Regions from separate parts of the Homo sapiens genome. Here region 1 is linked to region 2. A link is an interaction called in ENCODE POLR2A ChIA-PET data of the cell type or tissue named here. Cell type or tissue: CD4-positive, alpha-beta T cell. All regions are shown on one strand. Each heading gives the region's core, and the rest is flanking DNA. Links, peaks and the distances in the headings are about the cores only. Region 1 holds the start of CD164L2 (CD164 molecule like 2). Region 2 overlaps STX12 (syntaxin 12).

Evidence for each region. Peaks named below come from ENCODE experiments on the same cell type or tissue, not always from the same donor. Only the 100,000 strongest peaks of a DNase experiment are listed, where the experiment ranks them.
Region 1: POLR2A ChIA-PET joins it to region 2 with 5 read pairs; 2 of 35 experiments call an interaction of 5 or more read pairs at or near these places.

The regions. Positions count from the first base shown.
Region 1 is chr1:27,381,903-27,384,809 of GRCh38, reverse strand. CD164L2 (CD164 molecule like 2) reads left to right here and starts at 1,477. Exons shown (of 6, transcript NM_001330448.1): 1 at 1,477-1,658; 2 at 2,143-2,310; 3 at 2,411-2,482. The coding sequence starts at 1,571. In CD4-positive, alpha-beta T cell, for the core only: no CTCF peak of the experiment used is centred there; a DNase peak (open chromatin) is centred at 1,429.
Region 2 is chr1:27,783,362-27,786,268 of GRCh38, reverse strand. The region is part of intron 1 of STX12 (syntaxin 12); the gene reads right to left. Among named protein-coding and RNA genes, the nearest start is that of STX12, 12 kb to the right of the region's middle. In CD4-positive, alpha-beta T cell, for the core only: no CTCF peak of the experiment used is centred there; no DNase peak of the experiment used is centred there.

The sequences.
Region 1 (2,907 bases), core at 298-2,797, 400 kb after region 2:
ACGTTAGGTATATCTCCTAATGCTATCCCTCCTCCCTCCCCCAGAACCCGAAGGGTCTCTTTTCCCCTGAGTGGGCAGTTTTGGGGGCCTCAGGGACACTCAGGTGGAGATGCCGTGGACCCATGGGAGGCACAGCAGAGGGAGCATGGCCTCCAGCATCATTCAATCCTAGCTTTACATCCTGGCCTGCTGCATTGAAACCCTGTGCCCCTGAGCAGCCTGCAAATGGGAAATGACAAAACTCATGCCTAGAGGGTAGCTGTGGACATTAGATGGGAAGTTGCATGTAAAAGCTCTCAAAATGTACATTCGGCTAGTAAGGGGTCAATAATTGCTAGCTATATATTGTCAGTTACAGGTGTGGCAGTTGTGAAGTCAGAACTGGCCTGGAGATGATTAAGAGATCTGTTGGCTCAAAAAAAATTTTTTTAATGGGTGCATAGTGGGTGTATATATTTATTGGGATACGTGACCTGTTGGCATTCATTCATTCATTCATTTAAAACAGGGTTTCACTCTGTTGCGCAGGCTGGAGTGCAATGCCATGATCACAGCTCACTACAGCCTCAAATCCCTGGGCTCAAGCAATCCTCCTGCCTCAGCTGTTGGGTTTCAAGTGGGGACTGATGGCAGTGGAATGTCCAGGATGACCCCAGGAGAGTGTGGAACAGGGCTTGGGACTAACCTGGGCCACCATCGATTAAGAGAGGGTTAGGAGAAGCAGATGGGGGAAGGAGGGGAGAGGAGGGGAGGAGGAAGAGGAAGGAGAGGAAGTGCCCCCTAAGGAGCCTGAGGAGAACCAAAAGAGGCTGGTGCCAGGGCAGGAGTGGTAGCCGTGGGGAAGGCTGCGGAGAGGCCCAGTTGGCCTAGTAATGGCGTCACCCCTGACCTGGCCAGAGGGTGTGGTAGGCCAGAGGCAGACACAGCGGATGAGGGGCAGAAGGGAGGCGGGTGGAGGGGTGCAGTGAATGGAGAGGGAGCACCGAAGCTAAGCTTGGGCAGCCAGAGGGCAGGGGCCAGCTAGGGCCCGGCCCAGCGGTCATGGGGCCTGGGTGGAGGGTGTACAAAGCGGGGCCTGCACCGAGCCCTGAAGGCAGGGAAGTGACCTCGTCTCGAATCCAGATTTTTGCCACTGCCTCTCTCCGTGACCTCGAACGAGTCACTCATCTTGTCTGAGCCTCAGTTTCCTCACCTGTGAAGTAAGGATCAAAGCAGTCGGTACTTTCCAGAATTTTCAAGAAGCTGCCCTTGGAGGCACATAGTAACCACGCCAGCCACCAGTCCTGGACCCCACCTGCTTTAGTCCAAGCCCCGCCCCAGACCCCCGAACTCACCTGGCCGCGCACACTAGCCACGCCCCTAACTGGCCCCGCCTTCACCTGGCTCCGCCCCGACCGACGAGCCCCGCCCCACCTGCCGCTCCCACTGGCCACGCCCCCACCTGGCCACGCCCCGGTTGCCCAGGTCTCGCTCCGCACACGCTCAGCCGAGCCCAGTCTGGGAGGGACGCGCCCGGCAGCTGTCCACCGATCCCGGCCACCGCCCCCGGCCACCCCCACCCCGCGAGCCCATGGAGGCTCCGGGACCCCGCGCCTTGCGGACTGCGCTCTGTGGCGGCTGTTGCTGCCTCCTCCTATGTGCCCAGCTGGCTGTGGCTGGTAACTCGCGGCAGGGTCTGGCTAGGGGCTCGACGGGGACGGATGGAGCTTGCACCTCAGCCAGCCGTCTCCCCAGGAGCAGCCTGGGCTTGAGGGGAGGGGGCTTTCCGGCCAAGTGCAGGCCTCCAGGGGTGGGAGAGGGGGCTCCAGCTCTGTGTGGAGCCCTGTGTGTAAATATAGGCCCCAGGTGTGGGGGCCTAGGGAGCTTCAGGTGGTCTGGGGGAGGTGGCTCCAACTGAATCTGGGAACCCCGGGTGTATGCAAAGGGAGGGGCTCTGGGTGAATGTGGGGAGGCTCTAGGTGTGTGTAGACCTCTGCTGTGGAAGCTCCAGGTGTGCGCTGGGGCTTGGGGATCCAGGGGTGAGTGTGAGAGCCCAGATGTGTGCAGAGGGGCGAGGGCCACCGGAGTGTTGGGTGGGAGGGTGGGCGGGTGCCACAGCTTGGCTTCGAGGAATTCTCCCTTCCCACTCCACCGCACTACCAGGTAAAGGAGCTCGAGGCTTTGGGAGGGGAGCCCTGATCCGCCTGAATATCTGGCCGGCGGTCCAAGGGGCCTGCAAACAGCTGGAGGTCTGTGAGCACTGCGTGGAGGGAGACGGAGCGCGCAATCTCTCCAGCTGCGTGTGGGAGCAGTGCCGGCCAGAGGAGCCAGGTATGGAGCTGAGCCCTCCCCAGATTGAGTGCCCCCAGCTCTGAACCCCAAGGCCCTGGCCCCTCTCCCCAAACCTCCCCCCTGCACCTTCTCTCACCAGGACACTGTGTGGCCCAATCTGAGGTGGTCAAGGAAGGTTGCTCCATCTACAACCGCTCAGAGGCATGTCCAGGTAAGGGGGTTCTTGCACCTAAGCCAAGTTGCATGGGTCTCCCCAGCCATAGCCTGCCCCCCAGGAGGAAACAGCCTCTCTCAGGCGGTGGATTTTGCTCACCCATACCTGGGCCCGGTATCAGTTCTGCCTTTAGCTCACTGAGAAGTCCCCTCCTCTCTCTGCCTATTTCCTCATCTGAAAATTAGTACAGGTGTGTGGAGGGGATGGGAGTGTTAGCTCTTCTTCTAGTTTAAGGCATAGCAAGGACTTTGGAAGTTCAGAGGGAATGAGAGGGAGTGCTTCCTGGAGGAGGTGGCATCAGTAATGAGCCTGGAAGGTAGAGATGGAGAGAGAGCACATCTGGTGGAGGGAACTGTGTGGGGCTTGCAAGTATGTTGGATGTCTAGAGTAGGGACAGGGCTGCATCTGAATCGGAAGTTTAG
Region 2 (2,907 bases), core at 159-2,658:
CAAGGGTACTTGATGTGATGGAGGCCAGGGTGGCTAGAGCAGAGTGAGCAAGAGACAGCAGAGAGGTGGCCAAGGAGGTAGTAGGGACCCAGATTGTATAGGGCCTTGCAAACAATTATGAGGACTTTGAATTTTAATGAAGTGGGAAATCACTGGTAGGTTTTGAACAGAGTGTCATTACAACCAGAATTTAAACCCAGGGCTAACTGCAGTGGAATGTGCCACATTACAGTCTCTCAAAAGGCTGACTCTTACAGGAAAAAGAATGTAGTCACACAGGGCAGGCCTAGATTTCCCAGTGTTCCACTTAGCCCCACCCTACTTATCTGATACCTAAGTTAATAGGTCTCTGCTCCAGATAGGCTGATGTCCTTCCTCTAACCTGCTCCCTTCTCCAGCTCCCTGGCACCTATGGGAACACTCCTCTGTACTCACTAGAGTTCAGCAGAGTGCCAGGCACCCAGGTGATACATAATCAATTACTGATTAATTGAGTTAGCCTCCCTTTTCCATTCTGGCAAGCTCTTTGAGGCAGAAGATATGAATGAAGAATATAAGCTAGGAATAATGAGGCCTGAAATCTAAGCCAGACTTGACGACTAACTAGATGCAGGGCACTAAGCAAGTCATTTCATTTGACTGGGTCTCTTTTTCACCAATTATAGATGATATTCAGATTTCACTGACATTTACTGAATACTTAAACTATTTGTGTAAGGTTTTTATTTTATCTCATTAAATCCTTACAACTATGTAAGAACTAAATGATCTCTAAGTACTCCCACCACTGCTCAATTCCAAAATTCAATAACAGTGAAATAGCTCCAGTCAAAGAATTATGCTGTGTAACCAAGGAGTACTTTTGCAACCCGAAAGTTTGGCTTAGAAAGGTTCCACCTGTGACTTTCTTAACTTCATAAATGCAAGGTACAAACAGGACTGGACTGACTATATCCCTCTAGAAGGCAGGGACTGCATTCTACTCATTTTTGTGTATGTATAACTCCTCCCAACACACACACACCCATCCAGAAAATGGTTGAATATATGATAACATGTAAACGTAGATCTGACAAAAAAAGTCAAGGAAATAGGTCTTTTCTTATTGAGTGTCTTTAAAAAGTAGAGCATTCCTTAGAAACTTTAGAAGTATGCCAAAGTATCAAGTTATTAATCATCTATCAAAATTTATTAAATAAGCTACAGAGCTATGGGAATTTTATAGAATATGAAAAAATCAATTAATAATCAGCTGTTCTCTGCATATTCTCAGTGGAGAACTCTTCTTCATCTAGACTTTTCTGATTTCCTTTGTTGGGATGACCTAAATTTGGGGGGTGGAAAGATAGGGAGGGGTTGAGGAAGTGGGGGTGTTGGGAATATTATAGGGTCATTTGCTAGCTAAGCACCAGAATTAATCTAAGCCTTAACACTTTCTAAATTCCTAAATATTAAGATATTTTCTTTAAAGTTTCCAGCAAGACTCAGGTATCAGATACCCTAAAACTCAAATCATAAGGACAACAGTGTCGTAGTTTACTGGAACCCAGAGAAGCAGGACTTTTTGTATATTGCCCTCTATAATCACCAACATCAGGGATTTGTTCAAAACTAGTAACTCAATGACTCATGTATTTTACATCTAAGAGATGTATCTTTCAGTAAACCTAAAGCACACAAAGGAATAACGTGTTTACAGATACATTTATTTGCCCTTGAGCATACTTAAAATATCAAAAAGAAAAGTGAGGCCAGGCACAGTGGCTCACACCTACAATCCCAACAATTTGGGAGGCCAAGGTGGGCAGATCACTTGAGGTCAGGGGTTCAAGACCAGCCTGGGCAACATAGTGAAAACTGCCTCTACAAAAAATTTAAAAATTAGCCAAGCATGGTGGCGCATGCTTGTAGTCCTGGCTACTCAAGAGGCTGAGAGAAGAGGATCGCTCAAGCCCAGAAGTTTGAGGCTGCAGTGAGCTATGATCATGCCACTGCACTCCAGCCTAAGCAACAGAGCAAGACTCTGTCTCAAAATAAATAGACAAATGAATAAAAATTTAAAAAGTAAAGTGACACTTTTTTTTTTTTGAGACAGAGTTTCGCTCTTGTTGCCCAGGCTGGAGTGCAATGGTGTGATCTCAGCTCACCGCAACCTCTGCCTCCCAGGTTCAAGCGATTCTCCTGCCTCAGCCTCCCGAGTAGCTGAGATTATAGGCATGTGCCACCATGCCCGGCTAATTTTTTCTATTTTTAGTAGAGATGGGGTTTCTCCATGTTGGTCAGCCTGGTCTCAAACTCCCGACCTCAGATGATCTGCCTGCCTCAGCCTCCCAAAGTGCTGGGATTATAGGCATGAGCCACCACGCTTGGCCAAGTGATGCTTTTTGGAAATATTTTTACCAGGATGAGTTGAATCTTCTGGCTAACTTGGTTAATGAGAAAACTCCTTTTCCAAGCATTCTACTAAATGAAGGTTTTATGTTAGACTGATGTGCTACAACTTTTTGAAGGAAAATAATTGGGTATTTCCTATGAAATGTTACATAATCCTAGAAACCAGATGACTAGGCCAAAGGTAAAGACAAGTCCTTCAGTTCTGTGTAAGCAATTTTGTTCTTTTTAAAACTAGGACTCAGCTGGGCGTGGTGGCTCACACCTGTAATCCCAGCACTATGGTAGGCCAAGGTGGGTGGATCACCTGAGGTCAGGAGTTTTGAGACAAGGCTGGCCAACATGGAGAAACCCCATCTCTACTAAAAATACAAAAATTAGCCAGGCATGATGGCACATGCCTATAGTCTCAGCTACTCAGAAGGCTGAGGCAGAAGAATTGCTTGAACCCGGGAGCGGAGGTTGCAGTAAGCTGAGATCGTGCCACTGCACTCCAGCCTCGGCAACAGAGCGCGA